2 separate regions of the Homo sapiens genome follow, and region 1 is linked to region 2. Evidence: chromatin contacts called from ENCODE Hi-C or POLR2A ChIA-PET data. All regions are on one chromosome and are shown on one strand. Each heading gives the region's core, a stretch centred on a gene start or an enhancer-like site at or near the end of the contact. The rest is flanking DNA. Distances are from core to core; before and after follow the strand shown.

Region 1 (5,125 bases), core at 551-3,050, 39 kb after region 2:
TGGCACATTGTAAGTACTCACACACAGCAACTCTAACTCAGGATTACTTTTTCTAGCTCTGAAATACCTACTTCCAAGAGAACGAAATTTATTCAAGAAATGTTGGATGGAAATTGAAGAGTGAGCTTGGAAACGAGACACAGAGTGGCAGGAGCCCAGACCAACCTGTTTATGAAAGATGCCTTTGCCCATAGAGGGAAAAATACACCTTAAAACCTCTGCCAAAGTATATGCTTTCTTAGGACACCTCTGACATGCTGAATTGCACCTGGTCTGAACAAGATCTATGAATTTGCCAAAACAACTAATTCCTGTGATTTAAGAGTCACTACTACCAGTATCAGCCTAGTAAACAAGTACCAAGCAACGAGCACCACATATGTCAGTATCCAAAGACAAACATGCTGCTGCATGCAAAACCAGACAAATGCATTCACGCGGGTGACAGTGAGTGGAAGAAATTAATCTTATTTTTATTATTTTTTCCCTTATCAAACACTAGCAAGGGACTAGATGTCATAAATCTAGTTAAAATATGTTGACTTTGCCTCAAATTTGAGCATTCATGGTTCCAAAAGGACACTTGTTATAGGATCTGATGATGTACTTTAGAATCTTCTTTTGTGCAAATTGAGACTTCAGAGAACTCAAAATATATGGTAAATTCAAAGTAATATTATAAGTAAAATCATAATGCCTCACAACATTTTTTGAAAGTTAAATATTTAGTAATTTTACAAATATGTATTGAGCACTCCCTATATTTAAGGAACTATGCTAATGCTGTGATGGATCAAAAGGAGAATAAGCCATGATCCTTACCTTCAGACTTCAAGCTTATTATTCATTGGGCAGTTAGATAACTAACATATCAGACATGGAATAATAAGTGCCATTGTCCAGATATTAAAAACAAAATTGGTGTTGTGGAAGCAAAAAGAATGTAGAGATGGATCCCAACTAGGAGAAAGAAAAATTGCTTCCTAAAGAAGACACAGATTGACCATGAAAGGTGGATGGTTCTACACAGGACTAGAAGGTAGGAATTCTTCATTTGTTGGACTTGCTAATTTTTTTTGGTGTAAATATACCCACTGTTGTTGATTTAAAGTTGATAACGTGATGCAACTGAACACAGAACTGGGAAGAGAAGGTGGCTCCAGCACGCTACCTATGAGTCACCAGCTGAGCTCCAGACTTAATTAAATCAACCTCCTCACTACTATTTTGAATGAGTGAATTCACAAGTCTTAAAAAGATCTATGATAACATTATAAGGGAAGAGATAGTCACTTCTGTCATTCTCCCTTACATCTCCATCTCACCTTCCAATATTCTGTTTGAATATCCTTCCAATTTCAGTCATATGTTCCTGGCTGGCCTACCTAGGATTAATATTGGCCCAGTGCCAAAATGTGATTCTATTTATTCCTTTTAGCATTGCTGTGATTAATCTGCGCTCCTGTTATCCCATGGCATAGCAAACTCTCTTACTGATTATGGCCTGGTATTGACACCTCTGCTGTTCTCCATAACGAAAAGCAGCTTTTGGGGTGGCTAGCTGGGCAGGATGTTTTGCTGCTCTTGTAACAGTAGGAAGGAAAAGCTGGAGGAATTACTGGGAAGCTTTGCAGAAGGAAGATACAGGCCAGCTGAGAGCCAGCATTCATATTGCCTGTTCCTTTCAGTATTCTTTGTGAAAACACCACCACCAATGTGTTCCCTGGACGTCACTACTGCACCTTTAACTGGCCTTATTATGCTAGGGACTGCATTTGAAAAGCCAAACTCTAGTATCTGTCTGTAATTGCAAGCGGATATCTCAGCACATGCACAAGCTTATGTCAGGAGGATGTTTATGAAAAACTCACCAAGCAGAACACTGCTAGACAGGAAATAAATATGTGAAGCTTGAAGTTGTTAGGAAACTTCCACATTTGTCCCTCTAAGCCAGAGATAGGACCTGTGAGAAAAGAAGGTCTTTATCATTGCGCATTGATTCTTGCTGAACCCCTGCTATTCTCAAAATACATTTACAGCAAAATGTGGCTACTGCAGATGTATTTAAACATGTGCTTTTTTAAATGACACTGGTTTATCTTCCAAGTTTGTTATCTACTATTTTACTGTAAAGCATTAAAAAGTGTTTGAAACCACCAGCACCATTTCACAGTTCCTGTTTTATTTGTTTAAATTCTCTAGCTCATGTAATATGCTGTATGATTTACTGTTCAAGTAGAGAAGAAATACACTCCCTCATGGAGATGTGGGGAGGTAATACTGTCTCTTGGAAGGGCTCAGAGATTTCCTGTTTAGATTACACAGGCTTCTTTAGAGCTGCCAAGAGTCATAACATGTACGAGATAATACACTTTGGTTCAGGAAAAACTATGGATAGGAATGTAATTAATTCACTGAGCCACAAAAGATATTCCAGCTTAGAAATGTCACTGCACTCAGGCCTGGTGGACTCAGTATGCCAAGGGGTAGCCATGACCAAAAAGAGGATTGCTGCCTGAGGACCCACTGAGTAGTATCCAACCACAGAGCAAAAGGAGGGGGCCTGGCTGCTAAGGACATCACACGTCTCACCTGCTTCTTTGAGAATTGATCCCTGAAGGGTATTTCTGCCCAAAGCCTCAGCAACCTGGCTTCATCAATATAACTTTGTGATGCTTGTGACATTGAGATCAATCAATCAGCATGTACTTTATCAAGTGCCTCCTCATGAGTACCAATTGTGGCACATAGTGGGGAAACCCTAGAGGCAGAGCCCTGCAGAGGATATGGTGATTCTGACCAGAGCAAGAAGGTATAGTGAAAAGTTTCCTAAATATATTTTGTGTCTTGTCATAAGAATCACCTGGCAGGGAGGGGTATGGAAGGGCAAGGTAAGCATACACATTCCCAGGACCTTTCCAAAATGTAGAGTGACCAGGGACTTAGAGATTCAGACTCTATCAATCTGGGGCAGGGCCCTAGACTTGGTATATTTAATAACTGCTGTGTGAGGCCCTTTACATGCATGACCTCCTGTAATTGTATAGCTTGGTTGCTGTATATGGTACTATGTTTACTTGTGTTTGCACTGTCTATTCAGGGGTGTTTCTAAATGCCATTGCTACACAACTGGTGAATTATGATTCTTGCCAGAACATTGATTCTCCTACTCTTGCTTCCTTAATGACACACTAGAGAACTGGGATTGGCTGCATTTAGTCTCAGGATGAATCATTGCCATAAGTAGATTTCCATCCCCTACTCCACCAACTCATTTGCCAAACACCCTTAAAGAACAGAACCCACTGCCTACATGCAGCCTGCACCAGGAGGGCCTAAATGGTCTAGCTGGGTTTATGACAACATCCCGTCTTCACATCAGCAAAACCCTAAGTGCACAAAGTCTAATGTAAACACAATGTCAAGTTCTCCATAGGAAAAGACATGTCCCTGCTGTCAAGGTAGTGACTAGCAATAATAATAATGACAAAAACAATAACAATGATAAGCATATATAACACTTACTTATCACTAATTATATTGTAAATGAAATGATTTGCATGTACTAACTGATTTAAATCTTATATATATATAGATACTTTTACTCTCTCAATTTTAAACACAGAGAAACCAAGACCTAGATACGTGTTTCTGTTGAGAAGTTGAGTACAAGGTTGAGTGTAAGTAGGGAAAGTTCAACTGCAGTCAGTTCTAGTCTTGGTAAGTACACTGTGAGGCGCTCCACCCCAAGCATAGCAAATTAATGGTTCCCCAGTGTTTGCAGAATCAAAATTAAGTTCTTTGGCTAGGTTCTCCCTGATGTGCCCCTGCTTCTTCCCTAATTCAACACATCCCCAGCTCCATCCATGCATTCCCAACACATCACAGCTCTTTACATGCCCAGGCTGTGTCTTCTGCACCTTTGTACCTTCTGCACCTTTGTTTCCTTGGCCCCAACTGCCCTTTCTTTTCCTCCACATTACCCTTTATCCCAAATTTAGCACCTGTCTCAAGGAGTCACCTTCCCAAGGAAGTTTCTCCAAATTTGTTAACAGATATTCCATTGTTCCTCCAATGCTTGACCACTCTTCCTTTATAGATCCCTGCCTAGAAAAATGTGGGCTCACTGAGGCCAGGGGCTGCAGCTAGTTTATTTTATAACCCAGCATTTAAAAGTGCCTATTTATTGATTTGTTGGGAATAGTTAATAAATGGAGTCCTTGCAGATCATAACCAAGACCACAGTTCGTAATGGTTTCATTAACTTTGTTACTATTGGATGTGATTCTCTGCTTATGGTCTTCCTTTACTTGTTTTTCCCTTACTGCTCAGCACCTCTAGACATTAGGTACATGGCTCTGATGCTAATTAAAATTGATGACTGAGAATGACACTTCCATTTGCTAAGCCAGCGCAGTTTTGTTCATTGTGCTTTACTTTTTAACCAGCACCCTTAGCATAAATCTGTAGTCTTTCCATGAGGGTACCATTTGTTCCTTTTATGTCTCGATTCATTACATATTTTCAGGACTGTTAGCTGACTAAGACTTTTTGCTTTGTGAAAATGTCACCAAATGCACGATAAAGGCAAAGTCACAAGATGTCTGTTTGCAAAAAGAATTAAATGCTGGTTTGTGAAGATTCAAGGCTGGCCAGGGCTCCCCAAGCATTTCCAGGCCAGAGCTTTGGCTCTGCACTCTCCTTAGGATCTCATAACTGACCCCCACATTCCATTTCTGCCATCGTGGAAAAATTTGTCAACTTTACTGCTGATGTTAGGCCTGGAAATTGTCATCCATTAGTTTTCTCAGATTCAAGCTGAAAATTGAGACAAACTTCCTACGTAATTTTGACCAAAATAACACATATGTTTATGTGCTATCCCATGATTAACATATTTTTAAAACCACTTTATTGAGGTATGGTTGGCATACAAAAATCTGTGCATATTTAATGTATACAGCTTCATGAATTTGGAGATAAGTATACATCCATGAAATTATTACTGCATGTATGCCATAAACCTATCACCTACAAAAATTTCCTTTCACTTTGTTATTATTTTGATTAACTTAATTTTTTTCTTCCTTTGAACTATCAAAACTTTCTCAAGTAATACATAGTT
Region 2 (5,110 bases), core at 312-2,811:
AGCTATGGAAAACTGCCCCATTTGTTCCTCATCTGAGTATACCCAAAAGTTGATCTTTAATATTTTATATGAGTCTCCTAGGTTCTAAATGTTAGAAACTAATTAAAAATAAATTGAAACTAAACTAAATATCTTTGTGATCTCTCTGGCTAGAAGCCTCAGGACCAGTCCTCACTGTTTACTGATGAGGAAGCCGAGGCCCAGAGAATTAAACGATGTAGCCAAGATTTCAAGCAGTTACTGTCAGAGGTAGGACCAAGACACACAACCTCCTTCTCTAGTGTGTTTTTCTCAATCGGTTGGCATTTAACAGCAAGTGTTTTAGTTGAAAAAATTTATTTGAAAATCTGTTTGAAACATGACAAAATAGGAAATACCTGCTTATTCCCTCACTGCAGAGTGGTCCTCAGCAGAAAGAAGATTTTGAAGTTTATGAATTATGTTCAGACAAGACCCTTATAAAATCACTCTCCTCTCTCCAGTGGCAGAAGCGTGGCCCCTGACTCCTCACCCACCTTCATTCATCTTTCGTATTCCTTGAAAATTACCACTGAGTATTTTCCTTCTGCTTCCTGCAGCACCAGCAGAAAAGATGAGGATGCGTCTCTTGATTGCCATTACAAATCTCTTTCTTATGCTTGTTTCCATTCTTATTCTGCACATAACTTGGACTTGGCCATCATTCTTAGAGCTCCTCTAAATTGTTTGATTAAAAGATTGTTTATAAGTCCAGAGTCAGAACGGAATTGAAAAGGCACTGCACATTATGATGGAGAGGAATAAACTCCAGTCAAAAGTCATGGCTTCTGGACTCACCACCCTAAGGCAGCCTCACTGGAACTTGCTTTTCCAACTGTCAGTGGAGTTTTAGAATTTTCCTACTTGCAAGCTTGTTGTGAGGATTAAACGGTTAAGAGAGATTGTGTCTGTTATGGAATTGTGAAAACTGTAAGTTGCAGTCCACACTGTAGAAATCTTAGTTACCTCTGCCCTTTCTTTCTCTAGAGACAGGTTGCTAGTGGAATAGACAAGTTTGCCATTAATTTGAAGGTTGCATTAAGCATATATTATGTTAGTGAAGTTGGTCTTCTGAAAGTTGGAAGGGACCTCAGAGGTCCTGTATTAGACCAACTGTGGCTGTTCCTTAGAATAAGCTGGAAGTTTTCTGAAAAATACAAATTCTGAAGCCTCATACATAGAGATTCTGATGTGGAAGATCTGGAATTGATGGCAGCAGCGGCCCATCTGGAGCCGCTGCTGTGAAGATGCCGGCTGTAGTGGGGGAGGTGCGGCTGTGGTTGTGCCCTCCACAGAGCTGCCAGGTGGGAAGCCTGACCCTTCTGAGTTGGCAGGTCTGAAGCCCAGTGCTCTTCAGGCACAGTTGCAGCTGCCCATCTGTGCCTCTAGACCTGGGCATCCCCGTGCTCTCGGGGGCCCAGGAAGCACCCCCTGCTCCTGCAGGCTTGGAAGTGCCTGCTATCACTCCCTGGCCTCTCCCTGCACCTGCACCCAGCACCCGCTCCGGGGTGAAGCAAAGTCATGGCCAAGCCTGGATGCTGTCATGACCTGGTCAGGTGTGCACACACTCGGAGCAGTGCTGACACACCAGCCCCCTGGCACATAGGCACTCTCTGGACTTTGGACACCAACCAGCATGGGAGGGAGACTGAGAGGGCACTAAGGGGTGGTTCAGCGCAGGCCTGCAGGCGCCCCTTGGCATGAACAGCCTGGGTGCTGTGGATGACATGTAGATGGTGGCAGAAGGCAGACAGGCTCCTGGGCAGAAAGAGGCCAGTCCCCAGTGAAGCTCCACCTTCAAGCCAGGGATGGCCGGAAGCCTTGTGGCTGAGCTATCAGTTCCAGGTGGAGTCCTTGGCTGGGAGTGAGAACTTATGGTGCTTTATCCAGGCCTTCCCATAGCCACCCATGGACCAATAAGCACACCCTTCCTCCCTTCTGATCTCATAAAATCCCTGGACTTATCCAAACTCGGGCAGATGTCGGGATGACCTGCCTATGGATAAGAGCTACCCACTTCAGGTCTCCTGAGAACTGTACTGTCACTCAGTAAAGTATTTCTTCACCTTGCTCACCTTCCAGTTGTCTGTGTATCTCATTCTTCCTGGATGTGGGACAAGAACTCAGGACCCACTTAATAGCAGGACTGAAAGAGCTGTAACACGAACAGGGCTGAGACATGCCTTCCCTGCCCACCACATTGTAGGTGACAAGAACAGAAGAGCTACAGCCCTTTGGGGAGCCCAGACCTGTGTGACACCCTCTTTGGGGGCTCTGCGGTTTCTGTCATCTCCATGCTCCCAGGCGTCACCACATTCCCCTCGTCCAGATGCAGTTGCCCACGGTGGAAGCCATTTGCGTACATCAGATGCAGCCGCAGGCTTGCATGGAGCTGGTGCCTGTGCTGGTGCCTGGAGCTGCTCACCCCACCACGGCAGCTGGTGTACCTGGCTGTACACAGTGGCTGAACCCCATGCTTACCCACTCACGTATCCCTCATTGCTCCACGCCTGGCTTGCCCTTGGCAGGCATGGGGTCCAGGCTGGTAGCGCAACCCGAGCATAGCCTACCAGGCCGTTGGCAGAACAAGCCCATTGGGCCCGAGCAAAACTTGGGCAAATGTGCCACCAGCCACAAAAAGGAAACACAAAAGTTTCCAGCTGGAAAAGCAAGACCTGAAGAATCCTGCAACAGAATGATGCTCTGGAGTGTTTTCTGTGTTAGGTGTGCTTGTTTGTTTGACTAAACCTCCAAACATGAGTCTGAAGATTAACCAGTTTGGGAAGCCTTGCTTCAGCTTTCTACTGACATTAAACTCCTTCTCCTCTCCCATTTCTGTCTTCACTTAGAAATGGAAACCCACTAATTACTCAAGATCTTACCTTTTCCATTCAGTCAACTAGGCCCTTGCACCCCCATTACTTTGCGTTCCACCTTGACAATTGCTATTGCCAAACATCGGCATTAATCTATTTTGACATCTTCTTTCCACCTGCTGCCCTCTAGTGGAAGTGCTGACAAGCAGCAAAATATTTAACTGGGAACAGCAGGAAAGTGACCAGTTTGAGCTGGCCAGTTCACACAAGTCAGCGCAGGTCCCCAGCATGATGTCTACAGACTACAGCTATGCCAGAAATCGTTAGGATGGCCTCCAGCTGTTTGGACACTATTTGCACACAAGTTACATTTAGAGCAGAACTTTGTAAAGACCCTGGCATTTATTCAAGGGCTTTTTAAAGGTTTCAAAAATCTACCTGGAAAACATTACCCTTGGGATATTTTTGTTTCTTTGTCCCTCATTTTCTTCTTTTGTCATTTACCCAAATTCTTCTTCTTGCAAAAGAAGGTGGTTCTTTCCTGCCTTCCCTAACCTTTGAATTTTCCAAATCTTGCAAAAAATAAAGATATATATATCTTTAAATAAAGATATATATATATATATATAAATTCTTACAGTTTAGAAGCTTCCAGTCACCAGGTGAAAGGAATTCACATGAACTGAAAATTGACAATGTAAAGGACACTGTGTTCTCCTACTGTTCCTCCAAGTCTCTTTGCGGTCCGTTAGTAGTCTTCTTTTTTCCAGGAGACACTGAAGTTAAGAGAGTTTAAGAAGATTGTAGTATGTCACAAAGCAAGTGGAAAAGCTAGCACTAGAACTCAGGTCTGGCTGATGGAAAACCCTTATGTATTTTTTTTAATGTGCTTCTTTGGTGTTTAGTGATTATTTAGTCTTCCGTGAAGTAATAAATAATAACTTGCATGGTAAATGTTATTAAGGCTCGAGGTACTAAATTTATAGCAAAAGTCATTCAGCTTTTTTTTAAATGAATGTTTAATAATCAGTGTGTCTCTGCATAATCTCCAATTACTCCTTTTAGCAGAGGAACATGGCAGGAATGCAGGTAAGTTTGGGTGGGAGGAAAAGACAGCAAAAGCCACAGCACTGATGCAAAGTTGAGACTAGATTTCACAGGGCAGATGCCGTATACTCCCTCAAGCTTTGAAGAAACTAAATAGTTATCTATGTTAACCAATAGGGCAGAACTCGTACTCCAAACACCGACATAAACCGTGTGTGTGTTTTGTGTATGTGTGTGTCTTCCCCCACAGCATTCTGCACAATTATTAACCCTTTTTGTGTAGTGGTTTTTCATAATTTTATCCTTGATTGTTAATATCATGGTAAGTGATGTGTTATAAATATATTTTTCCTTAAGTATCATAAACAATCTAAGATTTCATTTGGCTGATTTTTCTTTTCTTAGTATTGCATATCATTATTGCTGTTAGAACACTCATACAGATTATTCAGCTTCTTAACTAGAATGTATACACACACACACACACACACACACACACACGTGCATGTACAGAACTGCCTTCTTTCTCTTTGATGGTAGAAAATACAGCTCTCTATAGTAAGCAAATTTGCTTTCAGTCTCAGACATACCCTTCATTCTCTGCATGACTGGTAAAGAGCGGAAAGAGTAATACTTAGGATCTGGATTCCAGTTCCCTGTTCTCTGACCATTTAAAAATTTTGTTACCTTGGCCAGGTAAATACAGTTCTATGAACGTCAGTTGTGCCTCAATTGAGCAGGCTTGTCCAAAGGATTCCTCAAGGATGAGGTATCCTTTCAGCTGTATGAGCTGAACCTTGATTTGTGCAATAGTTTAAGCCCCTGAATAGTCAGATAAAAATCATGTTAATTAAAATTAAATAGCTATTGGTAGGATCTGGTTTTCCACTGGCTTGCATGAATGATGTTTTGCCCTCCTTTCTGATACTCAGCTCAGAGGATTCCTTCCATTGGGTTTTCTTTCTTGTAGTTTTTCTGGTTCATAAATAGCCTATAGACAAACACTAAACTGTTACAGGTAAAAGGACCCTAGATTAAGCCTTTTATAAAACAAATAGTCCTGTGTAAATAATGACATCTTATTTTATGTGTGTGAATTTGAGTTTTAGGATGTAGGGCATGTCTGACTAGATAGCTAAAGGCTGAGCTCCAGGCAGCCAGCTGCTATCCAATCTCCACACCTGGAATGTTCCAAAAAACCTCCTGTGTTTTCTTTCTGCAGCTAAGCA

What was found. Hi-C counts contacts between places; a loop is a spot of excess contacts on that map. ChIA-PET counts read pairs that join two places held with the same protein, here RNA polymerase II (POLR2A). Pooled maps may share reads with other maps.
Region 1: a map of B cell shows a loop between it and region 2 (2.6-fold over the local background). The contact joins two enhancer-like sites. A Hi-C loop is called at or near these places in 4 of 168 maps with a recorded cell type or tissue (B cell, heart left ventricle, heart right ventricle and 1 more) and 1 of 50 pooled maps. POLR2A ChIA-PET finds 5 or more read pairs at or near these places in 5 of 52 experiments (BJ, Caco-2, MCF 10A and 2 more).

Annotation. Positions count from the first base shown.
Region 1 is chr5:42,619,596-42,624,720 of GRCh38, forward strand. All of the region lies in intron 2 of GHR (growth hormone receptor), which reads left to right. Among named protein-coding and RNA genes, the nearest start is that of CCDC152, 130 kb to the right of the region's middle. Within about 2 kb of position 1,801, at least 4 of the 41 ENCODE cell types and tissues checked have a DNase peak (open chromatin) inside an H3K27ac peak, as active enhancers do.
Region 2 is chr5:42,580,435-42,585,544 of GRCh38, forward strand. The region is part of intron 2 of GHR (growth hormone receptor); the gene reads left to right. Among named protein-coding and RNA genes, the nearest start is that of GHR, 160 kb to the left of the region's middle. Within about 2 kb of position 1,562, at least 2 of the 41 ENCODE cell types and tissues checked have a DNase peak (open chromatin) inside an H3K27ac peak, as active enhancers do.